Regions from separate parts of the Mus musculus genome. Here regions 2, 3, 4, 5, 6 and 7 are each linked to region 1. A link is a loop called in an ENCODE intact Hi-C map of the cell type or tissue named here. Cell type or tissue: heart. All regions are shown on one strand. Region 1 has its middle 22 kb from the start of Gm41177. Region 2 overlaps Kif13b (kinesin family member 13B). Region 3 overlaps Ints9 (integrator complex subunit 9). Region 4 holds the start of Extl3 (exostosin-like glycosyltransferase 3). Region 5 overlaps Hmbox1 (homeobox containing 1). Region 6 overlaps Extl3 (exostosin-like glycosyltransferase 3). Region 7 overlaps Hmbox1 (homeobox containing 1).

Region 1 (4,000 bases):
CTAAGGACCTTGTTCAAGTAGAGACATACATTATTTATCCTTTGGAATTGGCTCACATCACGCAGCATGGTATCTATCTTACTCTTCATCTGTCTGGGTTCTCGAATTTCCTTCCTTGCCCACTGTGATTTTGTTATAGCTTGACCCTGATTGCCAGACACCCTTAATACTTATGTCTGGTGTCAGCTTTTCCAGATGTCTTCTCCCACCCCTGCAACTAACAGATGAGACATAAAGCCCTGTCACTGTGGCCTGGCCCATCACCACACCGCCCATCCCCATGGCAAATATATGCTGCAGTACCACACTGTCTGGGTTGATATACCTTCCTAGGTTAGCTCCAGATGCTGACGTTTAAATTATCTCTGCATTTCCAGCCCTAGCACCATAGGATGTCTACTGAACAGGATCTGTGTATGAATAACTAGGGTGGTGTTCTGTCATTACAAAACAGACTGGAACAATCCCCGAGTAATGAAGTCACTCAGAATAACCATTAAGGTAGGTTCCTGCTTTACAAAGATTTAGAACCCAAACTGTTAGTCAACTCCTCTCCTTGAGTAGAGGTAATTCAGTAACCATTTAGAAGCATTGGGGGCGGGGGAGGCTGGGCATGGTGACACCCACACTTTTAACCCCAGCACTTGGGAGGCAGAGGCAGGTGGATCTCTGTGAGTTTGAGGCCAGGCTATCTAGTGAGTTTCTGGAAAGCCAGGACTACATAGAGAGACACTCTCTCAAAAGAAGAAATGAATACTTAAAAAAAAAAAAAAGACTTTTTTGTTGTTGTTGTTTTGATCATCAAGTCAAGAATTCTAGCAACCAAGAAAAGGAATGTGTGTTAGTTATTTACATTTTAGGTTTGGAAGACACAGTGAAGATGGTTTTCATATTTCAGCCTTCTTGGTGGCAGAAATGTCTGAGAACCAAGTTTGCCTGATTTACCGCCCACAGCCTCCCACCAAGAGACTCATTTGCTGGTTAGGATTGTGTTCACCTGGATTATCACCTTTTCGATATAGTTTTTCTAATTATAAACATTACTAAGCAATAAGAAATTTCTTAGAGTTTAAGTAAAAGCAAATCAACTGGCTTATGAAAATGGATGTGTAACAGGATAAAACAAGCCTTTCAATTACAATTTATGGAGCTGGAGGGATGGGTCGGGGGTTAAGAGCACATTTTATTCTAAGAGAGGATGGGAGTTCTAGAAGTCCCTAGCATACCCACAGCGACTCACTACCATCCCTAACTGTAGGGATCCGATTTCCTCTGCTGGCCTTCAGGCACACACACAGTGAATGTACATACATACACGCAGGCTCATACACAAGGAAAAAAACTAAAACATGATTGGAAACAGGGGTCTGAGGAAGAACCTTAATGGGCATTTCGACCTGAAGCCTCCAAGTTGTGACATTCCCAAGGAAACAGAAAATAAGAAAGGAGACTTACAGGACTAAGTCCAAGAGGAGTAGGAACAGGCTGAGGGGGCAGACACGCTCAAGTCCAAACCGCCAGGCATTTCAGTGCTTCCTAGCTACCGAACCGTACTTTTTGCAAAGTTCTAACTATGAACTCGAAAACTAAGACACTCCGGATCAATGAGGGGCTGGGCCCCCCAGGGGCCATCCTGAGTGGCATTCAGGGCTTCTGGGACATCAGGGCCTCAGCGGCTCAGCTCAAGGGACAGCACCTTCTGAGGAGTGGCAGCTGCCACTCATCCCTGCCCGCAGTGCGCGCCCTCGAATCCACGGTTCTAATTTCCCACCAGCCACCTGCGCCCGAGAGTCACGTCCATTCCCACGAGAGGGACAGCTTGGAGCTGAACAAAACACCACAATGGATCCCAGACGCCCCGAGTTGGTGTCCCGAGACCTTGGAAATGCAAAGAAAACTACAGATCCCGCAGTCACGCCCGCACCGCTCCAGGACATCCCGCCCTCAAGATATGAACCTCCAGAGCCCCTACCTCGCCACAACACCGGGAGCCGAGGTCTGCAACACCCATGGACCTCCACATTCGCAGAACTCTTGGTCCGGCCCCGCCCCCGACAGTAGACCACGCCCCTCCATGCCTTTATCAGCTAGGCCCCGCCCCGAAGTCCAGGTCCCGCCCCCACAGCCAAGTCCCACCCCGCAAACTCGCCCAAACCCTCTCAATAGACCACGCCCCATAATATAGGCCCCGCCCAAACGTTCAGGTCGCACCCTTGATGGGGATGCCCCGCTCCGCAGTTTGAGGTTCTGCCGCACAGGCGCAGCAGCAACTCTGACTGGCCCGCCTACCTTGCTTGAAGCCCGGTGCATTGTGGGACACTCAGGCCAATGTCGGGCCTGTGCTGACCCCTGGCGGGCGCTTCTGTAACGGCAGCCGGAGTGCAGCTGCGGGCTCGGACCCTGGGGACCTGGGCTGGTTGCCAGTTGTTCATTAAAATATCTAAATAAAATGGAAACCTGTAAATCAACTGGAGCCCCTTCCCTCCGAGAAACACAAACGAAAACTAAAACACCGACGGCAATAGAAAATCTACTGAAACCAGAGAAAAACAGTTGAAAACGAGAAGTGATGTCAAGATGACAAAGAAGCGTGTAGTATCTACCCAGTGAAAGCACAGATCAGCCGAGTCCTAGACACTTATGAAATGCTATTGCAATGGGGCACAAAAAATTAAAAGCGCCCAGGATAGCCATTTAATATGCCTTACATTTCTCTTTCTTTTCCTTCCTTCCTTCCTTCCTTCCTTCCTTCCTTCCTTTTTCCTGGCTTTTTGAAAAGGGTCTTTATGTACCCTAAGCCAGTCTTGAACTACCCTCTGCCTCAGTCTCTCAAAGTCCTGGGATTCCAGGAGCATAGCGCTATATCCACCCATCCTTTAATGTATTATTAAATAATTTCTAAATGTTTCTAGAATGTTGGAACTAGTTCTAATTTCCTACGGCACAGCAGGATTTCAGTTTCCCCACACAGTGGGGTTTTGTTGTTTGTTTTGTTTTGAAACAAGGTCTCGGTCTCTCAGTCTCTCTCTCTCTCTCTCTCTCTCTCTCTCTCTCTCTCTCTCTCTCTCTCTCTCTCTCTCTCTCTCTCTCCATAGCCTGCCTGCCTCTGCCTCTAAGGGCTGGGATCAAAGGCATGTACCACCAGGCCCAGGTCATCTCAGTGATTTAAGATACCAATACACAAAAAAGTCTCTGAGGTCTTAGAGAACCGTAACAATTAGCTTGTCTGCAAATCATGGCAGAGTATCAGAAGGAAACTATTTCTTTGGGAGTGTGTTAGCTTGGTAGACTTCTCAAAGAGCTCAGACAGGAGCACACTCCAGAGGCCAGCAGTCTATGAGTAGAGACTCACCCCAGCAAAGTGGGCTCCAGTGCTGAAAGCTGAGAGGGAGGAATCTGTGCCCACCCCTCTTCCTGGGCTTACAGACAACATCTTCCTGGTTACAGTGGTTCCCACTGACATGCCTGCATCCCTGCTTATAGGACCAGTCATCTTTGGTAAGGGGTTTGCTCTGTTCCAACATACTCTCATCCTAAACAAACTGAGTCTACAATGACCCAACTTAAATCAGATTTCCTCTGTGGTATCGGGGGTGTAAAACTTCAACACATAAAGGGAGAGAGAATGACGACGCAACCCAAAACTGGGAGTAAACACTGGAAACTCACAGCATAATCTTAGGAAATTCCTATAAAAACAAATGGATGGCAGAAAGGCTGTAATATTATAATACATACATATACACATATATGTATATGCATATATATATGTAATATTATGTATGTATATAAGCAAATAATATTAATATAATTTAAGCACAGTAAGACCAAACTAATTGCTCTCTTCTTCCTGCCTGTAACACCTTCCTTGCCTTTCAAGATAAGCCTGGCACTGTGGTTGAGCTAAGCTAGCCCTAGAGACTTGGGAAACCTGCACAGTGTGTATTTGATGTGCCCGGACACTGTCCAAATGCCTGGTCTGGGGGAAGGGCCCATTTCT
Region 2 (4,000 bases), 390 kb before region 1:
ATTCTCAGCTACAGTATTATGCAGAGACATGGCACTGTAGGGAGACACAGACGAATTTCTGAGGGTGAAGATCTTTCCCTAGGCGTTTTCCTTGGCGGCCTTAGGAAGTCATCTTAGGAAGCCAGGCTCGGTGCCTTTTCTGAAGCTTACTGTCAGCTGGATGTGTCAGTGTCAGTTGTACCTCAGACCCTTGACGGAGAGTGTCCAGAGATGCCAGGAAGGCTTCAGCGAAGGACGAGCATCCTCACCTCAGTGCTGAGAAAGACACTCCAGCTTGGTAAAGGGTTCCTCTCTCAGGTGACAGCGTAAGGACTCAAGGTGGGGCTCTGCTTGAGCGAAGGCCCTTGTAGGAGGGAAGTGAGATGATAGAGGCTGTCACAGAAGCAGGGTAAGGGATGTTTGTAACCATGGTGAGATGCTGCAGGAACAGAGGGGACCACAATAGCAGGAATGGGATTCAGAGTAGTGGCTGAGAGAATGTCCCAATGTGTTCTCTGAGACAGTAAGCCTTCCTCTGTCTTCCATATTATGTTTCAAATATTCAGGATAGGCTAAAGAGACAGAAGGCAGCTACCTGAAATGATGAAGTGGCCTTAGACTTAATAAAGTGGGTAAAGGTGCTTGCCACATAAGCCTGAAGACCCACATTCAGTCTCTGGGACCCTAGTGAAGATGAAAGGTGAGAAGTGACTGTAAAGTTGTCATCTGACCTGCAGTGTGGACCATGGCATGTTCACCCTCATATGCACACACACAAGGGTAATAATAATAACAATGAAATAAAACATGTTTACTGAGTGACTTTTCCCATAAAATATCAGATGCATACTCCTTGGAAATGTTCAGATCAGTGACTGTCCATCAGATGTTGTTAGTCCGAGCCTGTGGCTGCTTGAGTGGATGTTCCTGGCTGTGCAAAACTCTTGGGAGCTTAATTTCTAGATGAGAGGAAAAGTAATTGACTTAAAATTGGATGTTTAAGTTCTGTTGCTTAGATGCTCTTCTCTGTTCCTACCATGCTTGGGGATACCAGGAACCCTTCCCAGTGTCTGCCTAAGTGTGCGGAGTCACAGGGCTTGTTCTGGACACCCAAGCAGGGTCAGTTCTGATCACATTTGCAGCTTGATTTCTTTAATTCTGTGAAAAGGGCATTGTATACAGGTCAGTTCTTATCTTTTTTGTTATTTGTTTGTATTGATTGATTGATTGATTGATTGATTGATTGTTTCAGGATAGGGTTTCTCTTTGTATCCCTGGCTGATCTGGACTTGCTCTGTAGATCAGGCTGGCCTAGAATGCACAGAAATTTGCCTGTCTCTGCCTCCCTAGGGATGGGATGAAAGGTGTGCATCACTACTGCCTGGCAGTTCTTATCTTTAAAATAAGACTGAATCCCAACTTTGGTACCCTGTGCTTTAACATATGTAGGCTGCAAGTGTTTTTCTGCACCAGTTGCTTAGTGACAGCTATAGGACATCACACTTTAAACAGTTGTTCACATTCCATATAGGTCTACTACCTTGTTCTTCATGGCACTTCAGAGTACTTATCCATGTACTTGATTGTCCAGTTGCTGGGGCAAAGGTGACTTACAGTTTAGCCCTTGACCAAGCTTGGCCAGTTTAAATCCCTGTCCCACAGGATTGACATTATTTGTTTCATAACCATGATCTCTGTTGGAAGTAACTTCTCACTTAGTAGGTTGAAATAAAAGCTCTCATGGTTGCCTTGTCTGGAAGTTGCCCTTTTTCAGTCTAGGTCTCATTAGGTAGCCCCAGAACTCTATGCAGCCCAGGATAACCTCAAGCATGGAGATCTCCCTGCCAATTTCTGGAGTACTAAAGTTACAGTGTGAACCACCACACCTGGCTCAGTTCAACACTTTTTATTAGACACTGTTTGCATTTCCTTTGCTTGTAAGTTTTCATTTACCTGGTGTTTTGTCACATACCAGCACCAGAATTTTCCAGGCTGAGCCAGGAGGATTGCCTTGAATTCAAAATTAGGCCAGTGTAGGTAGGCCAGAGCTACATAGCTACATAGCAAAGCTATATAGCAAGCCCCTATTGTTCATTAAAATAATTTTCTTTTAGTTTCTAGTTATTTAGGAATTATAGAAAAATATGCTCATTTTGATTTTCTGTCTATTTGAAAGAAAATTCATTTTCCTGACTAGGTTAGAATGTATGCTTTAGTACTTAACAGTTATGAGGTAGATGAAAGCCAATTGCATTTTTCTATATCAGCCTATAGGGGTCTCTCTAAACCAGAGTTTTGAAACTCATGAAGCTGATTTTGTGTGTGTTTGTGTATATGTTCCCAAATCTCTGTGCTGCAGGGGCAGTCTCGGCGAGTTCAAGTTGAAGTGAAGTCTGTGCAGGAGTCAGGAACTTTACCACTGATGGAAGAGTGCATATTGTCAGTTGGCATTGGGTGTGTGAAAGTTAGGCCACTCCGGTCCCCTAAGATCCACGAGAATGTCCATGTAAGTTTCTGGGCCTGCTCTGTGCTTTTTGAAAGGCAACAGCAGAGCAGAATCGTTTGAGACTGCCACCCCTGCCCCACCATTGGTGTCTCCTTCAGTGCACTGTCTTGACAAGAGCACCTGTACTAGGCTGTTACTATGCTTTGTCCTGTTGTGTGGTGAACTGAGAGTTAAAACCTCTCAGCCTGGCAAACCACCAAGCCTAGCAGTGATTAACTTCCTCCCATGGCCCACCCCTCTAAAGAACCCCCACTGGCTGGTAAAGACTCTTTGCCAGCGGGTGTTTGATTTCCCCTGGAGTAGGGGGTGGTAAGCCCAGCAGGGAGATCATTGTACTGAGTCTGAAAAGGTCAGGGGAGCCTCTTCACTCCCCCCTAGAAGCTCCAAGTCTTACCAGCTTCGACATGGGATGGCTGGTAAGGCTGGGTGGGAGGCCAAGGTGTGATGTATCAATTAGACAAGAAGACAGGAACTGGGGGAGAACATAGTGGTTGTGGTTGGAGGCCTGATGTGGGGGTAAATAATTGTTTTGGTTCTACATAATACGTTGTTTTCTTTTAGGAGGAAGAGGAGGACATGGACAGCTACCAGGTAATTGAGCACCTGTTGGCCTCATCAAATCAGCTTGATTCAAGTACTTAATTACACAGGCCAGGATCTTTCTGCACTGCTACTTGATAATTAAACAATTCTGCTTTTCCCAAAAAGTCAAACAAAGTATGGAAAGGCTGTGTATTGTAGGGGTTCATGGGCTAGGATTAGGACACCCTGTGACAAAGTCCTTTCTTAATCAGGGACACTGCATTGGCCTATTTACAAAGCCACCTCCCAGCTACCTTGCCTGGGATTCCCTTGAGCTGAGTCACCCATGGGCTTAGGGAATATATGGGTGTGTGCGCGCACATGCACGTGCACATCTATTTCTGCGTCTTACATGTGTGAGACTAGGTCACCCTGAATGCCCCCTTCCTTGAGCTGTCCATTAGTTTTGGAGGTTTTGTTTCTCTGTCGTTTCTTTTCCTAATGTGCCAGATTTTGTTTATGTCTGTGAAGTTGCATCTTGTTGTCATCATTTAGAACTGCCCAGGCTCTTTGGAGCCTGATTATGTCATCTGCTGTAGTCACTCTCCTGGCTTTGCATCATCCTAATTTGATAGAAATGTCTGCTTTCCTATAAGTCACTGATTAAAAGAAAAAAAGGCAAGAGAAAAACCTCACCATATCAGCTGGGTTGAACTCAGAGTATGAACTAAGAGAATGGAGCCTTCTTTTAAACAGACATTATCCCATTCATCACTGCTTTCTGGATGTGGTATTTGAGGTCCCTGTGATTGCACTTAGAGGAGATGCACAGCACGTTTTCTCCATCTTGTCCACAGGAATGTCATAGGCTATTTGGTTAAATGTGCTGTTGAAATCCAGACACTGACATCTGCAGCATTCCTCTGAACCACCAGCCCCTAACCATGTTACTAAAGGAAGTGAAGTCAGACTGGCGTGCTGGCAGGTGCTGAC
Region 3 (4,000 bases), 120 kb before region 1:
ATCTGCAAGTGGTCCTGTGGTCCCTTCTGCATTGCCCTCTACTGTTCAGGGTACAGTACTAAGCTCTCAGATTTCTCCCTCCTGAACCTGAAATGCAGACACAGCTAGTGTCCAAGAGCTAGTATCCATTTAGATGTGCAGGTGATTCTCTGAAGGTGTCTGCCATGTTTTTACCTTCTCCCAAAAAGAGATTTTTACAGAAAGGTGAAAGCGCTGGAAATATGGCTCAGCAGTTAAGAACACCGACTGCTCTTCCAAAGGTTCTGAGTTCAATTCCCAGCAACCACATGGTGGCTCACAACCATCTGTAATGGCTCACAACCATCTGTAATGGGATCCGATGACCTCTTCTGGTGTGACTGAAGACAGCTACAGTGTACTCACATACATAAAATAAAAATAAATCTTTAAAAAAATAATAATGAAAGGTGAAAGAAAACTATAGATAGAAAAAAAATAAATACATTTTGGGGACTTAGTCTAAATTCTCACCTCTGAACCTATTGTTTTTACAGTACTTTGACAGGGTCCTTAAAAGAGAGTTCCCAAGCTAGGCATGGTGGTGCACACTTTAATCCCAGCACTCAGGAGGCAGAGGCAGGTGGATCTCTGAGTTTGAGGCCAGCCTGGTCTACAGAGTGAGTCCCAGGACAGTGAAGGAGAGAGAGAAAGAGACAGACAGACAGACAGACAGAGACAGACAGTCAGAGCCCATCGGCTGGCCAGTTGTTGAGCTTTCTGGTCTTGTTTGTCACATTGCAGTTTCCGAGGCTCCTCTGTAGCTTTTGTTTTGAGCAAAGTCTCTCTAGGTATGTAACCCAGTCTGGCCTCAAACTCTAATCCTCCCATCTCAGTTCCCTACAACTGGTGTGAGTAGTGCTACTGTAATGGAGAGGGCGTGGGCGGCAGCAAGAAGCCATGTCTCAGAAAGGCACTAAACATAACATGGTGTCTCAGACTGGATCCTGAAACAGGAAAAGGACCAAGAGTGGAAAGCAGCCCAGATCCAAATCAAGTCTGGGACACAGTGCCAAGGCAGAGTTCTTGTCTAACATGCACAAAGCAAAACTCAAAACAGTTATAAAAATGGTAGCTCCAAAACCTGAGTGTCTAGTGTACAGCCCCTGCGCGGCTGCCCGGTCTCTGCACGGGCACTGCTGCATGGGCTCACACACCGCTTCTTTGAAGCAGGGTTCGTGTTGCTGAGGCTGGCTTCAACTCACTATGTAGCTGAGGCTAGCTCTGAACTCTGGATTTTCCTTCCCCCAGGGTTCTAACTGCTGAGATTGCAAGCATACACCACTACCCCTGCTCTCTTATTACTTCTTAGTTCTTGTTCTCTTTTCTGAAGATTTACTTATTTTCATTTTATGTGTGTGTGTTCAGCTTGCATGACTGTCTGTGTAACACATGCGCAGTGCACAGCCTGCAGAGGCTGAAGAGGGCCTACCATCCCTTGGGACTGGATTATTTTAAACAAGTAGGGGTTTTTTGTTGTTAGTTTGGTTTGGTTCGGTTTGGTTTGGTTTTGGTTTTGGGGTTTTTTTTGTTTGTTTGTTTTGTTTTGTTTTTGTTTTTGTTTTCATAAAAGCTGTACTTACCTGAAACAGCATCCTGCATGAGCCAGGCCCAGCTTTTATTCAGAGTCAATGCCAGAGTGAAAGCTTTAAAAAACTGGAGTGTTTAGTGTTTGTGCTGCTGCCACTAGGTGGCAGTAGACGCCCAGTACACTGCCTAACACCTGTGTCTTCCTCTTTAAAGGCTTTGTCACAACAAACAGAGTAAAGTTTACCTCCCAGAACCACCTTTCCCACATGCAGAGGTAAGAAAATACCAAAAGGGCCCAAACGAAATGTGGGTGGTGGTGTGACATAGGATAGTGGCAGTCTTCATGCCTAAAACAGCCCTAGGTAGAGCCAGGTAGAGTGGCAAACGCCTGTAAACCCAGCACTGCGGGAGCAGACAGGTGTGAGTTCCAGGCCAGCCTGGGATCCAGCAACACTAAGTCTTAAACTATACATGCGCATGCGCGTGCGCGCACACACACACACACACACACACACACACACGCTGTGAAAGGGGCTGAGTAAGGTACAGACCTTTAATCCCAGCACTGGGGAGGCAGAGACAGGCCAGCCTGGTTTACAAAGTGAATTCCAGGCCAGTCAGGTTTACACAGCAAGACTATAATTCAAAAAAATAAATAAATAGAAAGGTTGAAAAGTACTCCAGCACACAATTCATTTAATTAATTTGCTCCCTCTAATAAACACATCGTATTACCATAAGTCTGGGCAGTTCACAGCCCTCCTGTTATAGCTTATTCCGGGGAATTTTATTCTGATATCTACTCCCACCTTCCATAGGAGCAAATCTATTACCAAATGTTCTCTCTAAGGGCTGGAGAAATGCTCAGTAGTTAAAATTAAAAGCACTGGATACTTTTCCAGAGGACCCAGGTTCAATTCCCACCACCACGTGGTGGCTCACAAGCATCTGTAAACTCCAGTTCCGGGAGATCTGACTCAATATATACAGGCAAAAATACACACATTAAATAAAAGTAAACATTCTCTTTAAAATGTTCCTTCTAGACATGTCAATCATATATGTAAAATTTATTTAATTTTCAAATTATTTATATATATATGTCCATATATGTGTGCATCAGTTACCAACCTTAATCCTCCCCCCCCCCCCCACCTTGGTTTTTTGAGATAAGTTTTTTTGTTTTTGGTTTGTTTTGGTTTTGGTTTTGGTTTTGGTTTTTGAGACAGGGTTTCTCTGTGTAGCCCTGGCTGTCCTGGAACTCACTGTGTAGACCAGGCTGGCCTCCAACTCAGAAATCCGCCTGCCTCTGCCTCCCGAGTGCTGGGATTAAAGGCGTGCGCCACCACGCCCCACCACGCCAAGCTGAGATAAGTTATCCTACAGAAGCTGGACCTTATTAATTCAGCCAGGCTGGCTGGCTTTCAGGCCTCAGAAATCCTCCTGACTGCACATCCCCAGGACTGGGCACACATAGGCACACCAGCTTTTCATGTGGGTGCTGAGGGCCCAAACTCAGGTCCTTACAGCAAGCACTTTACCAACTGTGTATTCCCTGGACCATATGGGAAGTCCTGTCCTTATAGACCTGCTGGGTGTGTCTGTGCCTCTGTTTGATCCCCATCAGTGGTTTGCATCTCACTCGCTTTCCTCTGGGTGACTCGTGGTATTATTACTGTGTTATTGCGGCCAGTCATCAGTCCTATATCACAGATACACAACAGTGACTTAATTCACTCTTAATAGTTCTCCTGTTATTGGACAGGTTATTCCTTGATTTTTGTTAAAAGAATTCTCGGCTGATATCTCCATTTCAGAAACAGCAGTGTCCGACACAGCTATAAACACACTTGGTGCCTCTGTTCTGTATACCATAATACACGAGAATATTGCCGAAAATGCACAAGAACTCTGGATGATGCCCCTACTGTGTACTCAAAGGCCCATCCAGAGTTATGTGGGCTTTGTGGTGCAACCTCTGCCTCCACTCCATTGTCTTTCCCAGAATGCCAATGTTCAACCAACGTAGTGTGCAGCCTCTTCATATTCTCATCTTTTGCTTAGTAATGCATTCATCTCCATCTTCTCATAGCTTCTTCAGCACTGAATTCATAGTCCATAGTCTTATCTTGATGTGCCAGTTTATCCGTTTACCAACTGCAGGACATGTTAGTTGTTTTCAAGTGTTGACAGTTGTAAGCAAACTGCTGTACATGTGGATCTTAAGCTATCAGCTCCTTTGAGTTAAATATCAAAGGAGCATGATTACTGGGTCCTCTGGTAAGTGTATATATACAACAACAAAGTCTTCCACAGTGGCTGTGCCATTTCTCATCCCACCAGCAAGGAGGGAGAGAGTCCTCTGTACTACACTCTGGCCAGCATTTGGTGTGGTGGGTCTAACATCGGCCATTGTACTGGATAAGGAGCAGCGTCTGCTGCTGTGGTTGGC
Region 4 (4,000 bases), 52 kb before region 1:
GCAGCCTTGGTTCTTAGTCCTTGCTTCACACTGAACTATGTACAGAGACAATTAGAGCCTCACCGGGACTCCATCTGGTGAGACACTCTTATTTCTAATACCTTATTTTACTTTAAACAATACCTTTAACCCCTCTCCAGCTACCACCAAAGCAAAGGCTGTAGCTCAATGGTAGAGGGCGTGCCGTACAGCATGTGGGAAGCCCTGGGTTCCACAGGTAAAGAAGCAAACCAACTCAGTCACTCAACTGACAGGCCCTGCTTCACTCCTTCCCCACCTCTCACTGACCTTTCCCACTAGGCTAGAGATCATGGCTTATAGCAGGCTGGCCTGGAACTCCTGGTGAGCCTCTTGCCTGCCTACACACCCCACACCCTGGTCTAGCGCCTTCACACAGCACAGCGTTTTCCAACCTGCACACTTCCTTCTGAAAGCTACTAGCCTATTTTAGACCTCCCCCTCTCTTCTAGAGTCCATTTTTCTCTCCCACCTGGTTACTGAGGTCTTTTACTCTCACAGGCAAAAAACAAAGCTCTCAGACCTAATCACTAAGAGATTCCAACAGACACCAGGTACTTAATAATGGTTTTTTCTTCTAGAAAGTGAGGATGAGAATAAACACACACACACACACACACACACACACACACACACACAAAGCTTTTTGTTAGTTCTACCTTCACCTTTGGTGTCCAAACTGGTGTCTCAAGGATTCTGAAGATGCTAGGTCTGGATTTGGTGGCTCCAGCTTTATAATCCCAACACTGCAGAGGCTGAAGCAACAGGCTCACCAAGAACTCCAGGTCAGCCTGGGCTACAGCGTGACCCTATCTCCAACAACCAAACAAAACAAAACACCCACACACAATTCTTAATAGCCACAATTCTAGGTCTCCTCCAGAAAGCATTCAGACTAACGTCAACTCTTCAGGCTCTTCAGGCTCTCCACGGGCAAAGATCTGGAAATCCTCACAGGAAATAGATATGTTTAACACACCAAGTAAGAGTTTAAGAAAGTGGTTTTTCTTTCATTACGATTTATATAAAAGTCCTCTGCTGGAATAAGCTGTTGAGAAAGTCTAGTTTCACTCAAGATTATCAATGCCCCAGGGAAGAACCACCATCCCAGACTCTACAGAGAGTTATAGTCATTGAGTCAGAGGGGAAAGCTAACTGTTGAGCAATAGACAGGAACCTCCAAGCCTGCTTGGATGGATGGATGGATGGATGGATGGGAAGGGAGGGAGGGTAGAAGAGAGAGGGTCAAGAAGTCCAGCCTTGAAATGCCAGACTCTCCAAGTGGAACAAGAACAAGACAAAAGTGAAGAACCGCTTACTGCCACCTCTTAAATCACATATTGACTTTCCTCTTCCCCAAAAGAAGAGGATCTATTAAAGGCCTTGAGAATTTAAAGAGCAGCGATCCAGGCTGGAGGCTGACACCCATCGACTTTCAGTGGGCTCAGGGCCGTGGATATCTCAACAGAGGCTAAGCAGCTGCTCACTATGGACTAGGGCAAACACTCGGTGCTGCCCAGCTTCTCGGGCTCTGACATGGGGCTGTCGCCAACAGAACAGTCACTCCATGTGGGGCGTCACGGGGACCCCCAATCCCTCAGCTGTGGCACACCCAGGCCCCGGGAGGACACAGAGCACAGCAACACCTGGACCCCTGGCAGGAAGTGGCCACCTGGAGAGAAGAGCCCGACGGGCAGCGGCGCGCAGCTGTGCCGAGGAGAAGCGGCCAGATGTGGGAGTGATCGCGGGGAGCTGAAGGCTGCGCTTCCACGGGAGATGTTCCCGTGGGCCGCTAGTGCCCGGCCCCAGCGGAGCGAGGCCCCCGCGCGGGGCAGGCCTACCCGGCTGCGCCGCCGCCGCAGCTCCCAGGCACCGCCGCTCGTGCCCCCGCCCGCCACAGCCGCAAGCTCAAGGCTGCCCGGTGCTTCCCACCAGCCTTTCCAGCCCTGCCCGGGTCCTCGGGCTTCCATGCCGCCCGGACTCCTACCGGCTTCCAGTCAGTAACGAGCCACCGCCGTTGCCTGCGTGAAAGTCCGCTTCCCACAAGCCGCTCTGGCCGCCGGCTGCGCGCCTCCCAGGCCGCGCCGGATCCTCCACTCCCCCTGCCGGCCGGATCCTCCACTCCCCCTGCCGGCCGGCGGCCATTTCCGACCCGCGCCGGCGGAACTTGCCGAAGATGGGCCGGAAACGGCCGAACCTGCGTCTGCCGAGCGAGAGGAAAGCGCAGAGACATTCGTGACTTTCCGGACGCGTCCGAAGGCACAGGCGGAGGGGGGCGGTGGGCTCTGCCCTCCTGGATCCCAGGCGCAGGCTGGGTGCCAGTGATTGTGAGAAGGGCCAGGAGCCTGGAGAAGAGGCCCCATTAATCTGGGTAACCCTCAACCTAAAAATAAGCCCATGCCCAAATGTGGTACCCCGTGCTAGCAATGACCCACAGTTCTGAAACACTTTTAAATATTTAGCTGCAAATAAAGGGCGGGGCTGAGTAGATGCTTAGGGGGAAAAAAAATCCCCGGCTTTGCAAAACAGATTAATCAACCTTGCAAGTTATGGACTAAAAGGAGTATCTTTTAAATACTTTAAAGCCAGGCTCTGTGGTTTGGGAATTGGGAAGACCCTTCTACTACAGAGAGAATATAGAGAGAAGGGGGGGCAGGGGCAGGGAGGGCTCAGAGGAGGCAGAGAGAGACCGGGGGGGGGGGGGGGGGGAGGAGGAGAAGGGAAGGAAAGAGGGAGGAGATAGGATCAATTTTAAAAGTAGCACGAGTTAATTTAGAAAACAGTTCAAACTCATCTATTAAAATTAACAATTGTAGTATAGTTTAAAGTCAGATTGCTTCTCCGTATTTATTTGAGTCCCCCAAAACAAGGCTATTGCCCCAGGGCTTCCTCCACAGAGTCCAGACACACCCAGCTAGGTTAGCTCATTTCCATCCCTGTGCTTGGGTGGTCTGTTACTTTAAGGAGAACTGCACCCCAGAGATGGTTTCACAGCTGCTGACCCTTCCACCTGCCCTTCTTGGGAGCACCCAGACCCAGTGCTCAGGACAGGGAGGCTGAGAAAACAGGATTCCACTCCCACGGCAGACTGAGTTAACCATTCCCTTTGCAAAACAAAACATTTTTAAAACCCTGACAGTTGATTTTCTGGAGCAGTCTCCTCATCTCCTGATCTCTCCACCCATCTCCAAGTCAGGCTCCGCTCTTTCCCTCATCTATCCTATTTTACTCTCTTGTAACTATGATAAAACACCACGACCAAAAGCAACTTGGGGAGGAAAGGGTTTATTAGGCGTACACATCCCAGTCACAGTTTATTATTGAAAGAAGCTGAAGCATAAACTTTAAAGCAGGGCAGGGCCCTTGGAGGCAGAAATTGAAACAGAGGCCTTGAAGTTAGGCTGTTCACTGGCTCGTTTCCCATGGCTGGCTCAGTTTTCTTTTTTTCTTTTTTTTTTTTTTTTCTTTTTTACACTAGAGACCACCTGCCCAAGGGTGGCTCTGTGCATAATAGGCTGGGTCTGCCCCAGACTTGCCCACAGGCCAATCTGATAGACGAGTTTCTCCCTTCCCCCCTTCCCTCCTCCCTCTCTCCACTTGGGGGAGAACATTTTGAGGTCTCCCTCTACATGGCTATTTTGGAACTCACTATGTAGACCCGGCTGGCCTGAAACTCACAAAGATCTGCCTGCCTCTGCTGGGATTAAAGGCACGTGCTACCCACCCATACCTGAGGTTCCCTCTTCTCAGAAGATCCTAGCTTGTGTCAAGTTGACAACAACTAACCATCGAACCATCCTTCCTCCTTCCCTTTCTGGGGACATGTAACGCTCCTCTCTCCCACTGATGAGCGCAGGAGGTAGAAATTGACTAGACAAGGCTGGGGCGCAGGGAGTGATCGGCCTTTTCTTGGCTAAAGGCTGGAAATAGGTCAAAGATGCCACAAGTGCCTAAGCCAAGTGCCACCAGGCTGGAGAGGCCA
Region 5 (4,000 bases), 270 kb before region 1:
TAGGGACAAGCCTGTCTACTCTCTCCATATTTATTCAATATAAATACTTGAAGTTCCAGTGAGAGCAATAAAACAACCAGAGGGGGTCAAAGAATATAAATCAGAAAGGAAGAAATCAAGGTATTGTTATTTGCAGATGATATGATAGTATGTAATAAAAGACCCAAATAATTCTACCAGGGAACTCCTACAGCTGATAAACACCTTCAGTACAGTGGTTTCAGATTAAATAAACAAGCAGACAAATCAGTAGCCTTCCTATATACAAATGGACTGAGAAAGAAATCAAGGAAACAACACCCTTTACAATAGCTACAAGTAATATAAAATACCTTGGGGTAACTCCTAATCAATCAAGTGAAAGACTTGTATGATAAAAACTTACAAGCCTCTGAAGAAAAAAATTGAGGAAGATATCAGAAGATGGAAAAATCTCCCATGCTCATAGATGAGTAGAATTAACATAATAAAAATGGACATCCTACTAAAAGCAATCAACAGATTAAACATAAGCATCTAAATTCCATCACACTTCTTTATAGACTTTGAAAGGACAATTCTCATCTTCATAAGGAAAAACAAAAAGCCAAGGATTAAAACAATCCTCAACAATAAAAGAACTTCTGGTTATATTCATTTCAAGCCGTTATTACAGAGACATAGTAATAAAAACCAAATGGTATTGGCATAAAAACAGACACATTGACCAATGGACTTGAATAGAAGACCCAGTAATAAACCCACATACCTATGGACACCTGATTTTTAATTTAAAAAAAAAAGCCAGAAATACAAAATGGAAAAAAGAAAACATCTTCAACAAACAGTGCTGGTATAGCTGGATGTTGACTGTATAAGAATGCAAATAGAACCATATTTATCACACTGCTCAAAATTCAAGTCCAAGTGGATCAAAGACCTCAATATAACACTAGACACACTGAGCCAATACAAGAGAAAAGTGGGAAATAATAGTTTTGAACACACTGGCACAGGAGACAACTTCTTAAACAGAACACCAATAAAACAGGCATGAAGATCAACAATTAATAAATGGGACCTCATGAAACTGAAAAGCTTGTGTAAGACAAATGACACCATCAATAGGGCAAAATGGCAGCCTACAGAAAGGGAAAAGATTTTCACCATCCACATCTGATAGAAGGCTAATATACAAAATTATAAATAACTCAGCTGGCCGTGGTGGCACATATTTTTTATCCTAGCACTGTGGAGGCACAAACAGTTGAGTTTGAAGCCAGCCTGGCCTGCTACTTGAGTTCCAGGATAGTCAGGACTACACAGAAAAACCCTGTCTGAAGAACAAAACAAAACTAACCAAAAAGAACTCTGGGAACTAGACATCAACTAACAAAATAATCCAATTAAAAAATAGGGTACAGGACTTAACAAAGAATTCTCAATAAAGGAATTGTGAATGGCTGAAACTGCTTAAAAGAAATGTTCAACATCCTTAGCCATCAGGAAAATGCAAATCAAAACTACTTTGAGATTCCATCTTACACCTGTCAGAATGTCTAAGATCAATAACACACGTGACAGCTCATGCTGGTGAGGATGTGGAGCAAGGGGAACACTCCTCCATTGCTGGTGAAGTGCAAATTTGTAAAGCCACTATGGAAATCAATGTGCCAGTTCCTCCAGAAAATGAGAATCAATCTATTTCAAGATCCAGCTATGCTACTTTTGGGCAGTTACCCAAAGGATGCTCCATCATACCACAAGGACATTTGCTCAACTATGTTCACAGTGGGTTTATTTATAATAGCCAAAAATTAGAAACAGCATAGATGTCCCTAAACTGAAGAACTAATGAAGAAAATGTAAAAATATTACTCATCAGTTAAAAAGAAATGACAACATGAAATTTACAGGCAAATGGATGGAATTAGAAGAAATTATCCTGAGTGAGGTAACTCAGATCCAGAAAGACAAACATGGTTTGTGCTTATTTATAAGAGGATATTAGCTGGTAAATAATGGATAATCATGCTACAATCTACAGACCCAGAGAGGCTAAGTAACAGGGAAGGCTCAAGGGGGTAAACATGGATCTCCTGAGAAGAGGAAATAGAATAGATTTTGCAGGTGGACTAGGGGAAAGCCAGAATGGAAATAGGAAGGATCAAGTGTGAGGGTAAAGGAAGAGAGCATGGGAGAGAAAACTGGAAAAGGAAGGCATTTGCAGGGTAATGTAGAAACCTAGTGCAATTGAAACCCTCTGTAATATACAAGGTGGTCCCTGACAAGGACTCCTACTAATGGAGGACATAGAGCCTGAACATCGTTTATAAGCAGGCAAGGCTTCCAGTGGTGGGACTAGGATACCAACCTAGCCACAAAACCTTCGACCTACAATCTGTCCTGTTCACAAAATGTGCTAGGGCAGTGATGGAGCAGAACATGTAGGAGTGTCTAACCAATGACTGGTCTAATTTGAGGCCCATGCCACAAGAGGGAGCCCAAGCCTGACACTGCCTGGATAACCAGCAACCAAAAGTTGCATAACCCAGAGACCTGAGTAGAACCAAATGCAGTGCGGGTATGGGGTTGTCTATGAAATGATCCCTAATGATGGTCTGCTATACTCATAGACTGGTGCCAAGTCCACTCATCATCAGCTGAAGGGCCGTCCACAGAGATTCACAGCTAGATATTAGGTGAAGAGACAGCCCAGGTTGGAGGTCTTCATTAGGTCACTCCTCTTAGAGCTTAAGGGAAGTCACAGTGAGAGCTTAAGGGAAGTCACAGTGAGAGCCAGTGGGGTCAAGAGCACAGGAGAGGATAACCCAAAAGAATGAACTAAGCAGGGCTCATAGAGACAGAATTGGCAATTGTGGAACCAGCATGGGTCTACATGAAGTCTTCTCCATCTAGGTTATGGTGGTTGGCTTGGTGTTTTTGAGGGTGGACTCCTGACAATGAGAGTGGGGGATAGCTCTGACTATTTTGCCTGATCGTAGAACCCTTTTTCTCCTACTGGGTTGCCTTGCCACCTTGGTTTGTGCCTGGTCTTACTATATCTTGTTGTGCTGTGTTCAGCTGATGTCCCTCAGAGGCTTGCTTTTTTCTAGGGAGATGGGTGTGCGGGTGGATTTGGGGGAAAGGGAAGGTCCAGGGGAATGGGAGGAATTATGGGAGGGGAAACTCCATGCAACAAAAACCTAATGAGAACTGAAGGGAGAAACTCATAAAACTAACACACCACTTGTAGGTACCCCACTTTCCAGAAATAAAATAGTTAGAGAACAGTAAGGAAACAACACATGCACAGGAAGCAAAGCCGAGCAAACGTTCTACCCAGCACATGCAGAAAACGTGTCACTCTCATGTTTACCAAGGTGACATTTACTCTACTTTAGAGAATGACATGTCCCTCAGTCCTCAAACTACAGAGAAGTGTACATGGAACACTCTCCAGAAAAGGTGACACTATTTCCAGAAGGAATAAACAGATTATTTCTCCAGTTGCTATGGGATCAGTGGCATCTGGAGGCAGCAGTGGTGGAGTGCATGCCTAAAATGTAGAAGCTACTGAGTTAAATGAGAAAAAGAAAACAGCAGAGAAAAACCCTGGGAAACCCAACAACACAGAGAAATTAAACAATACTTTCCTAGCCAATGAGCCAAGGAAGAAATTATAAAATAACTTTGAGATGTAAGAAAAAAGCCATATCATAAACTTTCACAATGGAGAGGCCAAGGCAGTGCTTTGACAGAAGCTTGCAGGTGCAAGTACGCCTTCAGCTAGACACACAAGCCAAAAGAAAAAGAACTCACTGGTGAGGCTGGGGCTCATCTCTGCAGACATAAAAAGGGCCATGAGGAAATCTTGTGAACAGTGGTATCTCAACCAAATCTGTAATCAAGGTGAAGTGAACAAAAGTCTAGGAGAAAAAACCTAAATTACCAACTATTTCCAACTCAAGCCATGAAAGCGGTGCTGCCCATAACCAGACCAGATGAAGGTACTGAGAGC
Region 6 (4,000 bases), 80 kb before region 1:
TCAGGAGGAGGTCATCCTCTGTGCAGGGGAGATGGTGTCGTGGAAGTGAGAGGGACCATTCCCTGTGAGATCTTCTTTGCTTTCTCAGAGTAAAAATAATATTTCCTCATTAGTTGGACTAATAGCTGAGGCACTGTGGTTTGAGGGAGATGTCCCCATAGGTCTGGCTCCCACTTGGTGGCTGTCTGGGAAGTTTAGGAGGCATGCCTACCGGAGGATATGTACCAATGGTGAGAGCTTTAAGAATTCTGGCTTGGGTCACTCTGAGTTTACTCTTTGCTTCCTGCTGTGGGCCAGTATGTGAGCGGTTAGCCCCAGCTGCCATGCCCGCTGTCTCACTTCCCTGTGGAGGCATGACAGTGCCTTGTCCCTCTGGAACCATAAGCCCAAACAAACCTTTCACTCTGTAAGCTGCCTCAGTGTCTGGCAACAACAACAACAACAAAAAGCTGCTAATACCGTGCTGTGAACAAAGGGAGCTATCACACTCCCTATGACACCACTGAGACTCATGATTTTCCTTGAGGGGAGGGCTATGAAGAGAATACCTGCTCCCACATCAGCATGACTTTGGAGGCAGTCTCAATTGGAACTGGCTAAAGTCCTGCTCTTCACATTCCCAGGCCCCTGTCTGCTAAACTCCTGCCAACTTTGCAAATGTCTTCAACCCAAAGTCACCATTGAAAAATGTATTATTAATCCCTGTTCCATCACAGAAAATGATGTCAATTACAAATGTATGTGAAGTAACAGATTAGCTGGAGGGCTGCTTTAGACATGCCTCAGATCCACAGCTGTTCCAGCCCCATCAACACCAAGAAGGATCTATGCTATTCCAGGTGGCAGAGCCCAGCAACAGATTCAAAAACTTACCTTGTCCCAAGAATATTTAACCAAGGAAGGAAGGAAGGAAGGAAGGAAGGAAAGAAAGAAGGAAAGAAGGAAAGCAGGCAGGCGCAAGCGCAAAGAAAGAAAGAAGCAAAACAAAACAAAAAAGCCTGGGTTTGTAGCCAAGGTCTCCGAAGCCCAGATTCAGTGGTAACAAAACAGAGGCCAAGTTCTGGTCAGGAAAAAGACTGGCCATTTACCAGGCAGAGAATGTCAAACTAGGTTAAAGGAAAGCAAAGGAGAGAGTACTAGAGGGAGAGAACAGAGCACACAAGGTACTGCTAGGTGGTAGAAGGCTCACTTAGAGTGTAAGGTCCTGGATTGTGTCCTCAGCAACATCAACAGGGATGGATGGACGGACAGATGGACACACACACAGCTAGGAAGGGAGCCACCAAGCCCTTATTTTCAGCAGCTTTTGCTCCCCAGTGAGTGAGAAGATGGCCATAAGTAGCAAGCCCCAAAGGCAAGTTTAGTGATGGTAAAAATCCTACCCCTTTAAATGCGCCCAGTTTCAGAGAAGTTATCAGGTAAGATTGTGTGGCCACCTGAGACATGATGGGACAGGGTGACGGCTCACTCAAATGGCCCGTCTTTCATTCATTCTCCCAGCATCCCTTGTGTTCACCCATAGCACTGTATTCAGGCAGTTCTGCAAACACAGCCCCTCCTCGCCCCAGCAGTTATATAGAGAAATTCAATTTCCCAGGCTTCTCTTTAAGATTACCAGTTCTGTGAATTCATTTCCAGCAAGATTATCAACAGAGCCTGAGAGACTCAGCCAAGCTGCAAACTGCGAGGACATTCCCTGGATCTCCAAGCCACCAACCAAAGCCGCACTTCCCAAGAGCCCCAGCAGATGGCTCTGTACCAGTACAAAGAAAGCAGCATGGCTGTGGAGCCTATCAGAAAAGCTGTGCAAATTTCACCCGATTTTCATTGACAGTGTGAACCTGGTGGTTCCTCGGCTGAAAGCTAAATAAACTGCATTTCACAGGCGCCAAATTACGGGCCTCCTTGTTCTCCCCCACGCCACCACTTGAGACAGTTCTCTACATTATCCTGGCTGTTCTGGAGCTCACTATGTAGACCAGGCTGGCCTCTACTCACAGAGATCCTCCTGCCTCACCCTCCAGCTGCTGGGATTAAAAGGTATATGCCAGCACAGCTGGCTCCCTCCTTATTCTTTAAAAGACCTGACTAGGCTAGACCAGAAAGCCAGGAATCAAATAGCAGACAAGCTCTGGACTGGATTCACAAGCAAGTTTGTGCATAAGTTCACTGAAGTCCATCCCTGAGATGACTGTCAAGAAGCCTAAGAGGGAAGATGGGGGAAGAGCTCTGATTCGGAAGCCAAATGCGGAGGCTTCAACCTTCAGCCCAGCACAGGGGAGGTGGGAGCAGGAGGAATCTAGGTGCTCAACTCAGCAGCCAACCATTGCGGGGTTTCAGCAACAAAATCCTGACAGAGACTTAGTCATTCCTAAACGCACTGTACACAGCTCTGCACTGGTCTCTAGGAGTTTGCGAAAAGCATGGCAAATGTCAAAGACACGAGTCAACCGAAAGGAACTTAAAAAACATGCCCATTTTTGTTGGGGTTTTGTTTCAAATTACAACAGTACTGTCCTCCACCCCAGCCCCCAGGAGTGGCTGTTTCTTTACATTGTGCCAGGAAGGTATACGGACGTACTTTGTGTTACACTTTGGTAACTCAGAAGACTAGCTTTCAAATTACTGCTTCAATTAGGAGGCTGGCATCGACCAGAAGGAATGGTACATATACTGCCTGCCTCCAAGATGTCCAACGCACATCAAATAACCACGCGGATGAGTAAGTAGGTAAGCAGAACCAGGAAGCAGTGGGCTCTGCTATCCCAAACATTCAACGCAATGGGGAGTGCTTAGGAATGACAGGGCTAAGTCAGGAGGCCCCTTAGTATTTGCTCCGATTTATTTTTTCCTCTTGCTGCGCTGTTCAGGCAGGCCCTGAACTCAGTGTGTAGCCCAGGCTGGCCTTTAACATGCAGTCTTCCTGCTTCACCTATGTAGCCCAGGCTGGCTACATAGGCTTGCAGTTCTCCTGGCTCTACCTCTGGATGCTGAGATACGATACAAGTGTATAGTGTATGTACCACAACATCTGACCCCTAGCCTTGCTTTCTAATGCGGAGAGCATCTCTTGGCCTACATCAGTCATGTTGGAGGAACTCACAGGAACACTGGCTTGCTTCACACAGCACATTCCCAGGTCAGCTGGCCTTCTGTCACCATCCTTCAGAGAAGCCCAGACTCCTGTCACATCCTTCTTCGTAGCACAGGGCAGTGGCCAGGACAGCAATCCAGACCTAGCACTTCACACCATTAAGTTCACACTGGCTCAGCCCAGCCTAACATCCTCCAGCCTCTAACAATGCCTCGAGCATAGCACACTTCCGTAGCCAGCCTTGTCATCACACAGGCACCAGACGGAAACAGCGGCTACTTCCTCTGACTTAAAGCAGACCACAGAGCTCAGGAATGAAGAGCTTGAGGCCTAGGAAGCCGCATCTATCTATGAGTTTCTAACACATGAGCACCAACATCAAAGAGCTTGGGGGGTGGTGCGGGAAGGGAGTCGCCTACTCTGTGAACAAGGGGGAGGGGCCAAGAACAATCAAGGGGGTGGGAGTTGAGAGTAACACCATGAACTCATTTTCATTCATAACTATGAGGCTAACATGCACAGAAAAAGTGCCTGTCTTAACTTATGAGGCACGTCTATTTGAAGTTTTAAAAGCAGTGCTGATGAAGCCTGTGAAAACATTACTCAGACAGCACAAAGCAGAGGGCAGCCTCCAGGGAGAAGATGCACACAGAGACCGCCGCGCTCAGCACCGCTGAGAAACCGCTGAGACACCGCTGAGACAGCTCACAAACGGGGCTTGGCAGGCACCCCTGTCCCAGTCTGCCGAACTCGGGACCAGCTGGATTACAAATGGCAAGTTCCAGCCCTAACAGCAAGCCTCTGCCTTCCACACAGCGCCACTGCCTAAAGCCACTGCATCTTTAAACTGGCACGGCCTCTTCCAGCTTTCCTCACACTTTGCACAGTTACTTTACAATCCTAGTT
Region 7 (4,000 bases), 280 kb before region 1:
CTCATGTTAGAACACAGTGCCCATCAGCCATGAGAGCTGTACATGCTGTGTTGCAGGTAGCAAAGCCCATCCAGAGGACATCAAGTTACAGCATATTCCCATAGCAGAAACTGGCATGCTTTAAATGTTTTCTTTGTTTTGTTATATTGTTTATTTTTTGAGAAAAGGTTTCTCTGTGTAACCCTGGCTTTCTTGGAACTTATGATGTAGACCAGGCTGGCCTTGAACTCAGAGATCCAACTGCCTCTGCCTCCTGAGTACTGGAACTAAAGATGTGTGCCACCACAGCTTGACTAAATTTAATATGTTTTAAAAGCTACAAAACTCTCAAAACTAATCTAACAACAATAACTCAGTAATACTTAGTATTAGCAAGAACATGGAATTCACACATAGCAGGGCTATTTCCAGAAGCAAATGGACAGGATCCATAAACACTGAACTTGAGGTATACATACCACAGGAGTGCGTGATTACCCAGCACACACATACTCAAAAGACATGCACAAGAAGCTTCAGAAATGAGCATTACCCAGAGAATTCCCTGGTTCCAAAACTTAAATGGCCATCAAATGCAGAATGCATATATTATGGTATCTGTGTCTTCTACTGCAGACTGCCATAGCAACAGGAAGAGGATAAACTAGTAGTATATGTACAGTATATGGGCAGACCTCACAGAAACAACGCTGCTTCCCTAAAGCCAAAAACATACAAAAGCCATACACTACACTATACATCAGGATGTAAATCAGCATACTGGTACCCATGCAGGAAAAAGGTCAAGGATGATGGTTTATGTAGTGGCCAGTGATGTTCTTTACTGATACGGAAGGTGGTAATGTGGATATCTATACTTTATGAAAGTCATTGAGTTGTCACCTACTATACATATTTAAAAAGGTCCCCACAAATTTTTTAAAACTCAAAGATTATATATATTTAATACTATATATTTAATTAACATATGTTAATATGGGAAGATGCCCTTGATACATAAAGTATATGCTTTTATGAATATAACTTTATATGCCCTGTATTACATTTATATCTAAATATATCAAAAGCTTACAGATGCACACTATAAATGTAAATTTTCCCTACATTTCTACCACTAAAACTTTCTCAATCTTTCTATAAATGTTTTAATGCCTGGCTTTTGACACTGAATATTTTAGTTTCTGTTCGTTCTTTTAGAAACAGTGCAATTAAAGTAAATGAAGACTTATAAAAAGAAGTCCACTTCTGCTTTTTGTCTGCAATTTTACTCTGAGGTAAGCATGTGACGGACTTAAAAATGTCACACACATTTCTCTCTGTATAATAATGAATGCAATGAAACAAAGGGAGGAGCAGGCAATACAGGCTGTCTTCCTGACTCACCTTGGATTCGGACAATAAATGCAGAAAATGAACCAGTTAACCAAGCCATTTCCAGAAGAGGCATTGCAAAACAGTTGAATAAACAGCAAATGTCACACTCAGAAATGACTTTCCTCTAGGGTCCTTGACCCACAATCGCGGCTGCTCTGGGAGCTCTGTGGGACTTGACATTCAGGTCCTCGAAGCTTCTCTGCACTGTCTGCCAGCTCTGCTACTTCCCTTGGGAGAAAATTCCAGATAGTCTCTTCCCTGCTGTGGAAGAAATTCTTGGGAAAAGTTTCAGATCTTCAAAAACCTCTTTTCTACCTCTTGTAGGGCAGAAGCAAAGGCAAAGTTTCATATAATTTACATACACCGACTAAAACTAAGCCCTGCTTAATTTCTTTCCAGTGAGAAAGTAAGCCCCTTATATCCAAAGTGGTTGGAGGTAGTCTTTAGCTGGCATCCATAATGTCTTGTGAACGTCAGCTTTACTGACTCCTCTCTGGAGTTTACACACCACGCTTCCTCCACTAGAGGGCTCTCAACTAGAACCCAGCCTTCTAAATCTCAACACTGGACTCTGGATTCCTCTCCATGTTTTGTTTCCTGCCACAACCTACTGGCTCTTCACCTTGGAATGAGGGACACAGCCCCTCCAGAGCATGATCATTTTGGCTCCAGGTGCTATGTTAGCTTTCTACTCATTAGTGGCCACTGGGATTCCATATTTAAGCCTCTTTCTTTGATCATCGTAATTATCAACAATGATTTAAAATGTCATGTAAATGCAAGAGACTCTCAGGGCACAGCCTGTTCTTGGAAACCACTGGCTAGGCAACTTTAATGAGAATTTCTCATAGACCAACACAGTAAGCCTAATCCATTATCCTCCCCCCTCATCTGCTCATCTTCCTATAGGAGTTAGCTCAGCTTAACCTCTCACCCACTCCCTCCCCTAAAGCTTGCATTTTTACCAAAGCTCTTTCTTCTAGTCATCACTCCCCTGTTCAGCCTCTTTTACCTGAACAACCGTAACGACTCTGATGGCCCCAACAGGCCATCTCAGAACTACAAAATACAAAATCCTTATGAACGTTCAGCAATTTTCAAAGTCCTTTAGCAATTTTCTACCTCAATCAGAGCTATGTTTAGATATGTTTTGTTATATTTGAGCCAGAGTCTCACTAGATAGCCCTGGCTGGCCTGGAAGTCACTATGTGCCTCAAGCTTGTCTCCCACACTTAAGCTTCCTATTTTAGTGCTTTTGAGTGCCACATTATAATTATATTCTAATTATATATTCTCTATAAAAATTCAAGTATGTTGAACACACATAAGAAAATACTTTTTTTCCACCACTTTCTTATTTATTACCTTAGAATCATTCTTGTTTGTTTGGTATGGATGCATAAGACCTTCCCAATACATGTAACACATAAACTTTTAAAGAGCATACACATAGTAAGAGACTGACTTTCTCCACCATGCACAATGTTCATCCAATTCCTCTCTTAACCCAGGAGACAGCAACCTCAGGAGACCTCTAGCTCTGTCTTGTGCTGTTTGCTCCATGGCAGGCATGTCTCACTCTGTAGCCTGAGCTGGCTTTGAACGCTTGCTGCTCCTTCTCCCTCAGCCTCCTGAGTGCTGGGGTTAGAGCTGAGTCATTGGACCAGCTTCACGGTGACTTTTTATTGACTATTCTTTTTACATTTTCTGTTGTGTGTATGAATGATGTATGTCCACACGTGTGTGTGCCTGATGTCCATGGAGGCTGGAAGAGGGAGTTAGATTTAGTTTTTAAGCTAAAGCTTAACTGACCTGGCAAAGCTGCTTCTGCATTTCTGATGTATATTGTCTGGAATACTAGAGGCTTATGTTTCAAGATGCTAATAAATTCTGGGATAAAATTTTATGCAGCAACAGATGAGGAAGCCACACACACTCACTCGCTCTGGGACCTCTGTCTTTACTGTAATCTTCACATTAACTTCTGATTTTTAGTTTCACTTTCATTTGGTCCTGACCCAGAGTCTCCACCACAACTTACTCAGGGCTAGGTTTAAATGGATTCAAGATTTTCTCATTCCCCAATTTTCTGACTTTGAAGCCCTATATATTTGTTGTAAACTGAGGTATATTCTACAAAGGTTTATTCTCATATGTATACAATGAGTTTTGAAAAATGTGCATGTGTGTGATCATGGTATGACTCAAAATATAGTTCTCTTCCTGCCCTTTCTTGGTTCTGATTTCAGTCTATACATAATTTTTGCATTTTCAGCTTAATTCTTGTTGGCACTATCTCACATGGAGTTCTTCTTACTAGTTCAAGTTGACTGGTGCTGGGTTAGCCAGGCCTTATCCACTTGAGGGTCTGTATCCGTTACATATTTGGAGGACAATACATTTACAGAGATAAATTGGGGTCACTGTTCCTTCAGGATCTGTGCAGCTGCAGTAAAGTGAGTGGGAAGGGCACAGCAAGAATCTCTACCGATGGCATGCCTCTGTGAAAGGAAAGCAAGACAACTTCTATAAAGGCACTGACAAGTATGCTCTCAAAGTCACCCTTTTCAAGGCTGTGCAAACTATCAAGGGCTCACCATGCAGCACCTACACGGCAGCTCTCGAT

What was found. Hi-C counts contacts between places; a loop is a spot of excess contacts. Peaks named below come from ENCODE experiments on the same cell type or tissue, not always from the same donor. Only the 100,000 strongest peaks of a DNase experiment are listed, where the experiment ranks them.
Region 2: it touches region 1 in a loop (2.3-fold over the local background); 13 of 42 quality-filtered maps call a loop at or near these places.
Region 3: a loop joins it to region 1, with 8 times the contacts of the local background. A loop is called at or near these places in 37 of 42 quality-filtered maps.
Region 4: a loop joins it to region 1, with 6 times the contacts of the local background. A loop is called at or near these places in 21 of 42 quality-filtered maps.
Region 5: a loop joins it to region 1, with 4 times the contacts of the local background. A loop is called at or near these places in 6 of 42 quality-filtered maps.
Region 6: it touches region 1 in a loop (5-fold over the local background); 28 of 42 quality-filtered maps call a loop at or near these places.
Region 7: a loop joins it to region 1, with 3.0 times the contacts of the local background. A loop is called at or near these places in 7 of 42 quality-filtered maps.

The regions. Positions count from the first base shown.
Region 1 is chr14:65,147,838-65,151,837 of GRCm38, forward strand. It overlaps a transcript of Extl3 not described here. Among named protein-coding and RNA genes, the nearest start is that of Gm41177, 22 kb to the right of the region's middle. In heart, a CTCF peak has its summit at 2,362 (motif pointing left); a DNase peak (open chromatin) is centred at 2,174; H3K4me3 peaks cover 1,769 bases; H3K27ac peaks cover 1,253 bases.
Region 2 is chr14:64,762,665-64,766,664 of GRCm38, forward strand. Kif13b (kinesin family member 13B) reads left to right here. Exons shown (of 40, transcript NM_001081177.2): 25 at 2,339-2,485; 26 at 3,047-3,076. Among named protein-coding and RNA genes, the nearest start is that of Gm26225, 11 kb to the left of the region's middle. In heart, a CTCF peak has its summit at 2,243; no DNase peak of the experiment used is centred here; H3K27ac peaks cover 283 bases.
Region 3 is chr14:65,024,644-65,028,643 of GRCm38, forward strand. It overlaps Ints9 (integrator complex subunit 9), which reads left to right. Exons shown (of 17, transcript NM_153414.5): 11 at 1,762-1,822. Among named protein-coding and RNA genes, the nearest start is that of Gm52118, 20 kb to the right of the region's middle. In heart, a CTCF peak has its summit at 1,713 (motif pointing right); a DNase peak (open chromatin) is centred at 1,708; H3K27ac peaks cover 24 bases.
Region 4 is chr14:65,095,992-65,099,991 of GRCm38, forward strand. It overlaps Extl3 (exostosin-like glycosyltransferase 3), which reads right to left and starts at 2,115. Exons shown (of 7, transcript NM_018788.3): 1 at 2,006-2,115. It overlaps Gm52119 (a long non-coding RNA gene), which reads left to right and starts at 3,379. Exons shown (of 3, transcript XR_003951142.1): 1 at 3,379-4,000. In heart, a CTCF peak has its summit at 2,121 (motif pointing left); DNase peaks (open chromatin) are centred at 1,600 and 2,170; H3K4me3 peaks cover 1,982 bases; H3K27ac peaks cover 3,082 bases.
Region 5 is chr14:64,874,126-64,878,125 of GRCm38, forward strand. The region is part of intron 4 of Hmbox1 (homeobox containing 1); the gene reads right to left. Among named protein-coding and RNA genes, the nearest start is that of Hmbox1, 74 kb to the right of the region's middle. In heart, a CTCF peak has its summit at 2,477 (motif pointing right); a DNase peak (open chromatin) is centred at 2,616.
Region 6 is chr14:65,067,715-65,071,714 of GRCm38, forward strand. All of the region lies in intron 3 of Extl3 (exostosin-like glycosyltransferase 3), which reads right to left. Among named protein-coding and RNA genes, the nearest start is that of Gm52118, 23 kb to the left of the region's middle. In heart, a CTCF peak has its summit at 1,746 (motif pointing right); DNase peaks (open chromatin) are centred at 1,747, 3,327 and 3,737; H3K27ac peaks cover 1,346 bases.
Region 7 is chr14:64,863,740-64,867,739 of GRCm38, forward strand. All of the region lies in intron 4 of Hmbox1 (homeobox containing 1), which reads right to left. Among named protein-coding and RNA genes, the nearest start is that of Hmbox1, 84 kb to the right of the region's middle. In heart, a CTCF peak has its summit at 1,892 (motif pointing right); a DNase peak (open chromatin) is centred at 1,952.